2 separate regions of the Homo sapiens genome follow, and region 1 is linked to region 2. The links are chromatin contacts, found by Hi-C or POLR2A ChIA-PET in ENCODE. All regions are on one chromosome and are shown on one strand. The core of a region is the stretch at or near the end of the contact, and the rest is flanking DNA. Distances in the headings are between cores, read along the strand shown. Region 1 overlaps DEF8 (differentially expressed in FDCP 8 homolog). Region 2 holds the start of TUBB3 (tubulin beta 3 class III).

Region 1 (7,402 bases), core at 755-3,254, 44 kb before region 2:
AGCCTCTGGAGTGTTGGGACTACAGGCACATGCCACCACCACCAGCTAATTATTTTGGTAGAGAAGGAGTCTGTGTGTTGCCCAGGCTGGTCTGGAACTCCCGGGCTCAAATGATCCTCTAGCCTGGACCTCCAAAAGTGCAGGGATTAAAAGTGTGAACCACCATGCCCAGCAGAAGACGTTTTTTAAAAAAGAAAAATTGAGGCCGGGCACGGTGGCTCACGCCTGTAATACCAGCACTTTGGGAGGCTGAGGCAGGAGGATCACAAGGTCAGGAGATCAAGACCATCCTGGCTAACATGGTGAAACCCCATCTCTACTAAAAATATACAAAAAAATGGCCAGGCACGGTGGCTCACACCTGTAGTCCCAGCACTTTGGGAGGTCAAGGCAGGCAGATCATGAGGTCAGGAGATCAAGACCGTCCTGGCTAACGAGGTGAAACACGTCTCTACTAAAAAATACAAAAAAAATTAGCCGGGCATGGTGGCAGGCGCCTGTAGTCCCAGCTACTCAGAGGCTGAGGCAGAAGAATGGCATGAACCTGGGAGGCAGAACTTGCAGTGAGCCGAGATCACACCACTGCACTCCAGCCTGGGCAACAGAACGAGACTCCATCTCAAAAAAAAAAAAAAAAGGAAAAGAAAAATTGCAAAGGGGAGACTAGCCCTTCCAGACATTAAAACCTAGATGAAATAAATATTAATCAATGTGACCATATAAAAATGTAAGCAAAGTAAAACTTTGCCATAGGAAAGAAAATAACACAAAGTCAAATGGCAATTCACAAAGAAAATATTTCCATCTCACAAATAACAGGTTAATATTCCCAATATGTGAGAAACTCAGATTAAGAAGAAAAAATACCAAGAACCCAATCGAAAAAATGGGCACATAATTCATAAATAGATCCTGAAACATATGAAAAGTTTGACCTCACTCATGATTAGAGAAATGCAAATTAAAATGACAGAGATACATTTCTCACACTGCATTGAAAGGTATGACAACACAATCTGCTGTCGAGGCTATAGGTAATGGGCACTGTCATACACTGCTGGTGGGAATGTCCTTCTGGAAGGACATCGGACACTAAGAAAAATCAATGCCTGGCCAGGCGCCGTGGCTCACACCTGTAATGCCAGCACTTTGGGAGGCCGAGGCAGGAGGATCACCTGAGGTCAGGAGTTTGAGACCAGCCTAGCCAACATGGTAAAACCCTGTCTCTAATAAAAATTCAAAAAATTAGCTGGGCATGGTGGCATGCACCTGTAGTCCCAGCTACTCAGGAGACAGAGGCCGGAGAACAGCTTGGGCCCGGGAGGCGGAGGCCGGAGAACAGCTTGGGCCCGGGAGGCGGAGGCCGGAGAACAGCTTGGGCCCAGAGACGTTCAACACGTCTGTGTGATACCACAGGTAGTTCTCCCAACCAATCAGGACATGTTACTTCGCCTCACACCAGATTACATTCAACCCCATTGGATGGCAAAGGCTGTCTTTCCTAAGCCTGCAAATGACTTGTATGTCAACAGACCAATTTCTCTTACTTTGTCCGCAATTCACCACACACACACCAGGCTAAAGGATGTATATTTAATGAGACAGTGACAGCAGCATTGTTACAACTGGGCATCCCTCAGGCCAGCCTGGTCCCATGCTGTGGGACCACCCATGTGTGGTCTTCCACAAGGTGCTGGCGGCACCGGGCTCTTCCTGCTGTGCCACAGACCCACAGAAAGAACCATACGTGATTCCGTTTACCGGCTGTGTCACCCAGAAGGGGCAGGTGGGGGAGATGCTGGGTGGCAGGTAAAAATAAAAGGGGCCCAACCCTTTGTCCAGCAAATACCAGCACAGTTTTTCTATGGACACAGTGATTTGTAACTTGAATAATGTGAAGTTGATTACACAGATTTCGGAATGGCTAATATCCATATGACAGAAATGTGATGCATTCATGAGACGTGTGCAGACTTTGGGGTGTTGGGAAACAGCATTTGGCCTTTAACCTCCTCCTCAGCCCCAAAGAGGAAGGGGAAACAGGACAGGAACCCACACTGTTGATCCAACCTCACATCACATTCTCTGAAGGACTCCGACATGTTCCCTGCTCACCGTTCCACCTGAGGTAGGTCAGGACCCCTGCCCCCATTTTCCAGATGGGGAAACCGAGGCAGAGCAGACAATAAGAACCTTGCCTAAAGCCACCACAGTGGGGAGTGGACACCATCCCCTTCCTGATGCCGGAGGACAAAGAGGAGACCCTGCCGTCTCTCCCACTCCTGGAATGAGCCAGTGAGCCAGGTGGCCTTTCTGCTGACTGAGGTGTCTCCTCTTGGGTTTCCTGGTCAAAGGGGACCAATAACCAAGCAGTGGCATTCTCTGCCCTCTGCCCACCGTGTGCCAACCATGTGCACCAACAGCCAAGCACAGTCCAGGGTGTGGGGGAAAAGGACAGACAGGAGCACCCCCACTGCCCAAGGCAGAAGGCTGGGAAGCCACGTCCTGACACGTCCTCTCCTGAGGCCCCTCGTGGACCGCAGGATCTGTAAAGTGCAAACACCAAAGCCAAGTGTCCCCTCACCCAGAGCTGTAGGTTTCCTCTGCTGCCCAGGGGCCTCTGTCCCGTGGAGTGAGGGACCTCCCACACGCCTGCCCTGATCTTCCTGAATGTGCTCAGTCGAGCGAATACTCTCAGCTCTCTTGACCTCAGGCCCCCAAACAAAAGGCCATTGGCTGGTCATTTCTGAGCTATCTGGAGCCCTCCACAGGGAGCAGGACAGAGCTCCTCAGGTAAATCTGGTTCCAAGAAATGCCACCAGACCACTGCAGGATCCCATCGCCTAACTGGAACCTCCCCCAGCACACAGCCCCTGCTGCACACCTGGAGGCCAGGACACCCTCCTCAGGCTGGGGCCACAGCCTCCTAGCTTGGAGCACCAGGAAAGGTGGGCTGGGCCAAAGCAGGAGCACCCAGCAGGGAAAAGCTCCATGGCCCCTTCCCTGCTGTTGTATAGAAACAACAGGTGACCCCACTGTACTGACCATCCGATGAGGCCTTTGAACCTCAGGCCAGGGAGAGGCAGGTCTGCAGGTGACAACTGTGAACAGTCCCAGCTGGGGACAACCAGAAATCCCCAAGGCCACGAGTGGCTGAAAGGGATGGAGCCCCCAGGCAGAGCCGACACCCCACCGCAGGTGAGACTCGGCCCTTGGCTGAGTGTGTGCAGCCGCATCCTCAGGTGTCACTCAACACTCCTCTGAAGCTCTGTCCGGGTCTTGGCCTGATGAGCTTCCAGGGTGGCCAGGACGGGAGCTGTGGAATTTCTAGGGCCCGGATGCCCTGGTCCAGGGGTGTGGAGGGCTCTGTGCCATGGGGGAGGTGAGATGTCCCCCCAGCTCCCTGCCCATGGAGTTCTGCATTGGGGGAAGGATGGGGGCCACGCAAGGACCCCTCACAGCAGCACACCCAGGTGACAGCCAGGTGCAGCCGCCCCGAGTCCCAGCAAGCACCTGGGAGACAGCGGGCCTTGACACTGCCCACCCGCTCTGGCCCAGCAGGGGTGGAGGGGGCCAGGGCCGCACCCCAGGGGTCTCCGGAGCAGAAGGAACAACTTGATGTTGGCAGGGTGGGTCCTGGCGGGCCAGGCGGGGTGCCCAGCACTGTTCCTCGGCGCTAGGCCTCCACATCGGGACCTGGCTCCTGGAAGAGCGACTGCTTCCTCAGGCTGAGCCGGGCACACTTGGGACAAGTGGTGGAGTTGTCGTAGTAGCAGTCCCTGGGGGCAGAAAGAGGTCGGGGCTCTCTGCACAGGAAACTCCAGCACTGAATCCCCCCAAGCGTCCTAGGTCAGCTCCTATCATCCCCTCTACAGCCGTTACCAAAGGGCAGAGTCGGAGTCTGCAGCCAGATGCAAGTGACTGTATGGCCGTGTGCAGAGCGCTTACGGGCGTGCAGATGTGGACCTCCAGGGGTCCTCACGCTACCTGCTATCCCCCAACCACACAGGTCCCAGTTCACACAGCTGAGGGGCTGAGCCAGGTGGCCACGCCAGACTCGACTCAGAGCCCTTCCTCACGATTCCCACCTGTTCCTATCCCTCCCCTGGCTCCCAAACTGTACATCACGGCACCCTGGGGCACCGCAGCCTAGTTCAAACTTTTAAACAGAACGTAGCAGTAATTAACACCTGTCAGACACTGAGCAAACGACTAGCTCGAGCGAGTTCAGTCTCAACCTTAGTTTCTGCCACAGTCCCATCTGTGTGACACCATCGCTCTGTAGAGCTGGGATTTCAGCAGTTGCTATGAAAAATAGCAAATTCCAGGCAAAAATCAGGGGACAGAAACTGGGGGGGAGTGTCCATCTGATTCCAGGTCTGGAAGATGTGTGAGGCCCAAAAGGTGTACCCATATCATTAGTAAGTAATCATACTTACTGAAGAATGAAATTAAAATATTTTTCTTCTAATTTGTGTACATTATTTTTCCAAGAGCCACTCAATCTTTAGGATACAAATACTTATAAAGTTGTTTGAACATAAGTATTTTTCCCTGTTGGTCTAGCGGCTAGGAAAAAAAACGCGAGAGCATAAGTACTTAATAAATCAAAGTGTTAGGAATTTCTTCTGGCTTAGAAACACTTTGAAAAAATTACTGAGACATTAAAGGGTGGCAGGAACTATAGGTTTGGGAATCTCTAGCCTATACTAACCCTGAAAGAGTGACTTCAATCCTAGTAGAGAAAGGGAGCAGCTGGGATGCTGTGAACACATCAGAGACCAAGCTGGAGTTTCAGGGGCTGGTCCGGGAGGGACCTGGGAAGGGGCAGCCCCCTCATCCCCCAGGTGCCGCTCCTAAGGGAACTTCTCATTTAGTCACAGACATCAGGGTCTGACTTCATATCTCAGGGTCAGCAAAGACCCAAAGAGTCTTTATGTCTCCCCTTTCTCGGGGGAGCAGTGCCAGCTCCCACGGCATCATCCTACCGGAGGCCAAGGGGCAGCTCCCCAGAGGACAGCGCAGAGCCCCAGCCCCCGAGTGCGGGGCCCAGGCCACACCCACCTGTGGAAGACCGCGGAGCAGTCGGCGCACACAGACGTGTGGCTGTCGAACGGGAACAGCACGTCGCCCTCTCTGCAGAGCTCACACACGAAGCCCTTGGCCTGGCACCGCTGGGGGGAACAGTGTGGGGTTGGGGCACGGGCACGTCAGTGCCAGCTCCTCTGGGCACTCTGAGGCCAGGGACACACTGGGCTGGGCTGCTTCTCCTGCCAATCCCCCCTCAGGGCTGGGGTTGGAGAAGAGCGGCCCTCGGGCAGAGGCCCACCTCGCAGTCCAGCTTGATGTGCTTGGCGAAGAGCGTGTGGATCTCGGTGAGCGAGCAGCCCAGGCGGCCGGCATGCACGTCCAGGAGGTCCTGGACAGAGTACATCTCGTCGTTCTCCACAAAATGCTGCCGATCCTGGAGCTGCCAAGTCCCAGCAGCCGTGACGCCCTGCACCGGGGAGGGCCCCTCCCACCGCCCACCCATGGTCGCTGCAGTGGTCAGGGCCCAGGTGCTCACAGAGAAACGAGCTACACAAGGGTCTGGGCCCCAGGAGTAGAATCCAGGAGCCCCAGGAAGCCGACAGGGGAAGATGGACCCGGGCCACGTTTCCTGACCTGTGTAGCCCCCCGCCCTCCACTCCCTAAGGCAGCCCCTCCCAGCCACACCGCATCCCCGCACTCCCCACGCTTCCCACATTCCCCACCCTTCCTTCTCTATCTTGTCACAGAGTTCACCACCCCAGCACACAACGTATTTTTCTTGTCTTCCCTACTTGAAAGGCACTAAGGGCAAGCATTCCTGTCTGTTTCGTTCACTGTTCCAGAATCTAGAACATCTGTATCTGTTGAGCACATAATTAGATGAACCTTGAAAACTGTGTTTTGTGGTCAACCTGCCTGACGAGGGCTGGGCTGGACCCACCCCATGGAGATTCACATAAGGGCTGCAGGGTTTGCCAAACGGAACTGACTGGAGAACTCTTTTGTAGGCAGAACACCTGTTTGCTTTGTTCCTTGGGACCGTGGTGAGGCGACCCTCTGCTAAAGGCACTCCACGCACAAGCTGTCCGGAAAAAACCTGAGCCTGAGGTGCCTCACCACCCTGGCTGCGCTTCCCATCGGGGGCCAGTCCTGCTGGCAGTCTGACCTGCAGCAGCAGACGAGCCTCCATGGCCTCCCTGCAGGTGATGAAGTACGGCTTCATGAGCAGGATGTCCTGGCGCAGCTTCTGCAAACAAGGCGGGAGCAGGCAGGCCTCCTCAGCCAGGACACAGGGCGGCCCCTGTGTGGGCCGCACACCCGGGGCCACGGCAGGGCCAGGAGGGGTTGGTTCCCCACGAAGGGCCGAGATCTGAGTGCTTCACCAAAACCCAAAATCACAGCTCCCAGGCTGGGCAGGACCGTGAGGCTCACTTACCGTGGTCCAGAAAACCCTCCCTTCCCTCTGCCCTCACCCGGCCCCACAGGCACACAACTGTCTAGGAACCAGCAGCCTCAGGACCAAGCCAAACTTCCGGAGAAATCCCAGCTGCCTCCCCAGCCCTGGCCTTGGCAACTCAACGTGCTGCCACAGTCTCCTCCCGGGTAAAATGGGACCTGCCTCCTTTCACTACCTGGCGTGAGACGCCATCATGTCCTGCCAGGACTGCAGCTCCCGTCTGCCCTCGGCTCCCGCCCTACCTCCTCCCTCACCGCTGGCTAAGAGAGTGGCCACCAGCCCTGCACAGCCACAGAGCACCTCAAAGTGGCCGCTGTGCAGTGAGACTTAGCAGAGGCTACATGCTGGAGCCAAAGACGTGGCACAAAAAAGAAAAAGAAAGCAAATATCTCAAAAATGTACATTGATTTCATGTTGAAATAACATTTTGGATATATTGGGCTAAATAAAATATACTATTAACATTAACTTCACTTGTTTCTTTTTACTTTTTTTTGAGACAGAGTTTCGCTCTTGTTGCCCAGGCTGGAGTGCAGTGACGCGATCTCGGCTCACAGCAACCTCAGCCTCCCGGGTTCAAGTGATTCTCCTGCCTCAGCCTCCCGAGTAGCTGGGATACAGGCACACACCACCATGCCCGGCCAATTTTGTATTTTTAGTAGAGATGGGGTTTCACCATGTTGGTCAGGCTGGTCTCAAACTCCCGACCTCAAGTGATCCACCCACCTCAGCCTCCCAAGTGCTGGGATTACAGGTGTGAGCACCGTGCCCAGCTCTTTTTACTTTTTTAACGTGGCTATTACAAAATTTAATATTGTGTTCACACCTGGCATCAGATCACTACGGGACACCGCTCCAGCACCTTCAACCAAAAGGGCAGCCGCGGCGCCTGGCTCACCCTAAGCAGGTGGCCTC
Region 2 (4,194 bases), core at 1-2,500:
CTGCCTTTCTCTGGCCCCTTCCCCTCCAGGACCGTCTCCTGCACCCCCTCCTTCCCAGAATCAGCGCTGCACCAGCCCTGAGCTGGGTCCCTGGCCTTGGTCCTGACAAAGCCAGCCTCCCCCCCCGATCCCCTGTTCCCCAACACTGTTCGGAGGGCAGATCCTTTGGCAAGCAGCGCCCCCAACCCGCCCCGCCCGAGCCCCAGGTTGGCTCCTGCAGGGGATGAGAACCAAGGGCCAGCCCAGCTCTCTCGCACCTGCTGTGTGACCTTGGGCCAGGGACAGCCTCCCAGGACCAGGGGACACGACGTCCCCTTAATGATTTAGGCAGGGGTCCCTGCACAGCTGCACCAACGCCCCTTTCTGCGTGGCCCCAACATCTGCGAGGTGGGCTAACAATGGAGGGAGGGGCGCGCCACGGTGCAGCCTCCACACCCCACAGCCCGGCTTTGTTCCCACATCCAATCCCCAGACTGGTAGACCCTGGGTGGGCGCGGTCAAGCCCCGCGGGGGTTGCCCAGGAGCGGCTGCGCCGATGGAGAGCCTGGTCCTGGACCAAGGTCATCTCGAGTCCAGGCCCAACCCCTCCAACAAAGGGACAGGGTGGAGCTAGGACGCCGAGGGGTGTCGGAGCAGGCTGGGGAAATCGGGGCGGCTCTAGCCTCTCGGGGGACGTTCGGCTACTCCAGTGGGGGGTTCGGGCCGAGGAAATCACGGCTGTGAGGAGAACCCCCCACCCCACCCAAACCTGCCTACCCCACCCGTCTCACTCAAGGCTATGCCGCGGCCCCAAAAAAGAGGGCCACGCCCAGACAGGGCTCCCAGCTGCACCTGCGGAGGCCCGGTGGAGGGGGTGCAGGTGTGGAGGGGGCGCAGGTGTGGAGGGGGCTGAGGCTTCGCGACTGACGTGAGCTGCGCCTCGACAGCCCGAGGTCACCTGGGCAGGGGCAGAGAGGTGCAGGCGAGAGTCCCAGGGCGGGGGCCCCGCGTCCCGGCCGCCCGGCGCGGCGCTGGGCGCATCCCTTTGTTGCAGGTTCGCAGGGGCGGGGGCAGCTGGAGGTGCGGCCCGCGGGGCACGGCGCCTCCCTCCTCCCGCCCCGGGGCCCGGGACAGGCCGGGGCGCGCAGCCTCACCTTGGCCCCGATCTGGTTGCCGCACTGGCCGGCCTGGATGTGCACGATCTCCCTCATACTGGGCGCGTCTGGCGGGCGGCTGCGGACGGGCGCGGGCGGGCCGGGCTGGCTGCTGAGGGTCGGGGACCGCGGCCGCGCGCTCTTATAGCCGCGGCCCCGCCCTTCGCATCGGCTGATGTCACCGCGGGTGGCCAATCGGGAGGCGCCGCCGCAGAGCCCCGCCCGGCCCGCAGGCTCCGCACCGCGCGTCCCCGCCCGCCGCGCGCAATGCGGCGCCCCTCCCGCAGCCAAGGATCCCCCAGCGCTGGGCCGGGCGCGGTCTGAGGGCCCCGCGCATTCGAAAGGAGGGGCTGTCTCCCAGAGGAGCTGGCTGTGGGGGCGCCGGGCTCCAGGGAGGACAATGGCCCCTCTTGGCCCTGGGAACCCCGCCCCCAGCTACCCTCTCGGTTCCGCCCTTGCGACAGCCCCACCCTGCGGCTTTGTACGGAGGGTCTTTTTTCCCCACGCCGGTTTAGAGACCAACCCGCACCATCCCAGCTCCCTGTCTTTTGGCAGACAAGGTGCTCTGAGCTTTTGCCGGTTTTGGGTGGGGGAGGTAGGTAAAGGCTGGCCCAGGCCCTGAACCCACTGAGAAGAAACAAAGCGTCGGATCAGAGCTCGGAAGGGCGCGAACACAGAGGGGTGGCGGCGGCCGAGAGCGAGCTCCGTGGGTCGCCGGCTTCCGCAGTGGGCGGGGAGGGGGTGGGCACCCGACCTCCTCCACCAAGGGGCTGCCATGAGCGTCCAAAGGAGCTTTGTGGGCCCGGGCGCGCACAGCACCTGGACGTGCCACTGCCCGGTGCGCATCCGTGTCAGGAATTGTCACAAGGACGCACAAGCCAGGCAAGAACCCGGCCAGGGTGGGGGAGGGTGGGCAGCGGCTTCTATCTGACTCACTCTCTGAGGTCGGAGACTGCGTGCAGGGGGGCCTCGGGGGAGCGACTGGAGATGCGTTTACTGGTCAGAGAAGGAAGGGAGCAAAGGACTCGCCGGCACGGCACTGACCTCCTCCTGGGCCAGATATTACAGTGCCACCACCTTAGAACAAGGGCCTTCTGATACTTCAGTAACAAAAATCCTTCAGGAAGGGTCTGACAGTGCACGATGTACAGACGAACCCCACCCGGCCCCCAAATCAGCATTCACTTCACAAAATGAGCAGCTGCGAACTTGCCTGTGGACGCCTGTGTCCGGTCTGTGTGCACAGGGCTGTGTGTGGGTGGCGTGGACCTGTACCTGTCTCTCTCTTTTCTCTCAAGAAGCTCTCCAGTTTGGAAAGTCGAGAAATGGATCTTTTGTTCTCAAGAGATGCCCCTCCCTGCCCCACAGTGTGCTCGTGTGGCTGCTGCTGGGGTCTAGCTGCCTGGGGTTCCTCCCTGTCCCTGTTCAAGGGAGTCCGGGGTGAGTGTCTGAGGTGCCTCCCTGTCTCCACGAGGGAAGAAGTTTTGCAGCCTCAGGGCAGCCAGCTCCTGCTCCATCCTCAGAGGGGTCTGGTGCCGGGCTTAAGGCTGACTCACCGTCCGGTCTCCCAGCAGAGGCGGGCCCTGCCAGGAAGCAGCTCCCAGTTCTGAGGCCGGCAGTCAGGGGTGGGGCTGGCCAGGGGGCTGCTGACTGAGCCTGCGTAGGAGTCGGCTGATGGCCCTGCAGCCTCCATTGAGCCTGTCCCAGGAAGGGGGCTGACTGAGTGCTCAGTCTCTGCAGAGGAAATGGAGGTGGTCTCTTCAGCGAGACGCCCAGGTTTCAGCAGAGGGATGGCCCAGGGGCGCCACTGCTCCCCAGCACCAGGCAGCATAGTTCATCCCCAGGTACTCACTCCCAGGGACTTCTCCGCCGGCTGGGCCTCTGCCTCACTGCCATCTTCAGAAGCCTCACATCAAGCATTTCCCAGGACTGGCTGAACACAGACCCTCCACCCCCGACCCCTTCCCCACCTGCCTACTCCCAGAATGGCAGTGCTGGGCAGACAGCAGACCCAGCCCCCAGCCCACCTGCACTGAGCCCCCTTCCAGGCATCTCAGAGTGGACAGGGATGGTCCCATTCACGGCTCATCATGGCTGGAGGGACTCAGGGCCAGGGCCAGCAAAGGGATGTGTCCCGGCTGAGGTCACATGTGGTCACAGGGAAGGCTGGGAACCCGCCTCTTCTGCAGCTAGGACAGCGTCAAGAGTGGAGGGGACTGGGGCCCTGCTGCACCTGCTCGTCCTTCCTCTAGGCTGGGGTTTGTCAGCACGGAGAGAAAACCGAGAAGCAGGGTCAGCGCAAGCCTGGTTGGGACCTCCACACTCCCCAGGCATTTGGGGCCTCTGGGGCTGTGGCTTCCTCACCTGGGGAGGCAGCCACGTTTTCCGGGACTCCTTTCTTCCCTCTCGACTCTCACCCCTGCCCACCTTCCCCTCCCCCATCCCTCCACCCGCAAACTTCAAGCACTTTCTGGAAGGGGCTAAGGTGGGTGATGCTGAGTCACATTTATTACCAGACTTTCCTGGCCCCATGCTCACAGGCACTGGTCACTGAGTCAGGCATTTGCCAGGGCTGTCTGCTTGGGCGACTGCTGCAGGAAAGCAGGCTGAGGCCCCAGTGCCCAGTCTGAGCCTTAGAACCGGCCCTCAGGAGGGCTCAGCCCCATACCACTAGGGGGGCTCCTGCAAACCTGGTCCCTTGGCCTGAGGCAGGGATTTCACCTCCTTTTGCAGGAGCCGCTGCAAGGCTGTGGATGAAGCTTTCTGGTCACAAAGCCCCTTCTCCTGGGGCTGCTGTGGGAGTAGCTCTTGGCACACACTTCCACCCAGAGACTTCACATCCCAGCTGACGAGGGCACGGTCCTGAGAGCTGGCAGCAAAGATGGGGTGGGGTGGATGCTGCTCAGTCATTGGAGCAGACGGAGTGTCCCAGGAGTGGGCGGAAAATGTCTCTTTAGGAGCCTGAGGTTGGCCCCTGGTGCCCGGAGCCTGAGGCCCCACAACCTCCCCATGTCCTCCTCCGTTCCCCACGACTGCTGGTGAGAAGTCCTGCCTGGAGTTT

The links. Hi-C counts contacts between places; a loop is a spot of excess contacts on that map. ChIA-PET counts read pairs that join two places held with the same protein, here RNA polymerase II (POLR2A). Pooled maps may share reads with other maps.
Region 1: a map of cardiac septum shows a loop between it and region 2 (2.2-fold over the local background). The contact joins the enhancer-like site here to the promoter of TUBB3 in region 2. A Hi-C loop is called at or near these places in 13 of 168 maps with a recorded cell type or tissue (A673, B cell, CD8-positive, alpha-beta T cell and 10 more), 18 of 37 single-sample maps with no recorded cell type and 25 of 50 pooled maps. POLR2A ChIA-PET finds 5 or more read pairs at or near these places in 26 of 52 experiments (A549, A673, AG04449 and 21 more).

What each region holds. Positions count from the first base shown.
Region 1 is chr16:89,962,238-89,969,639 of GRCh38, reverse strand. It overlaps DEF8 (differentially expressed in FDCP 8 homolog), which reads right to left. Exons shown (of 13, transcript NM_001242818.2): 10 at 6,197-6,277; 11 at 5,330-5,470; 12 at 5,065-5,174; 13 at 1,580-3,779. The coding sequence ends at 3,677. Among named protein-coding and RNA genes, the nearest start is that of SNORA119, 13 kb to the right of the region's middle. Within about 2 kb of position 2,004, at least 2 of the 41 ENCODE cell types and tissues checked have a DNase peak (open chromatin) inside an H3K27ac peak, as active enhancers do.
Region 2 is chr16:89,920,398-89,924,591 of GRCh38, reverse strand. It overlaps TUBB3 (tubulin beta 3 class III), which reads right to left and starts at 1,250. Exons shown (of 4, transcript NM_006086.4): 1 at 1,134-1,250. The coding sequence starts at 1,190. It overlaps MC1R (melanocortin 1 receptor), which reads right to left. Exons shown (of 1, transcript NM_002386.4): 1 at 3,620-4,194. RefSeq lists silencers at 994-1,243, 1,324-1,473, 1,494-1,583 and enhancers at 1,437-1,731, 1,654-2,537, 3,424-4,194.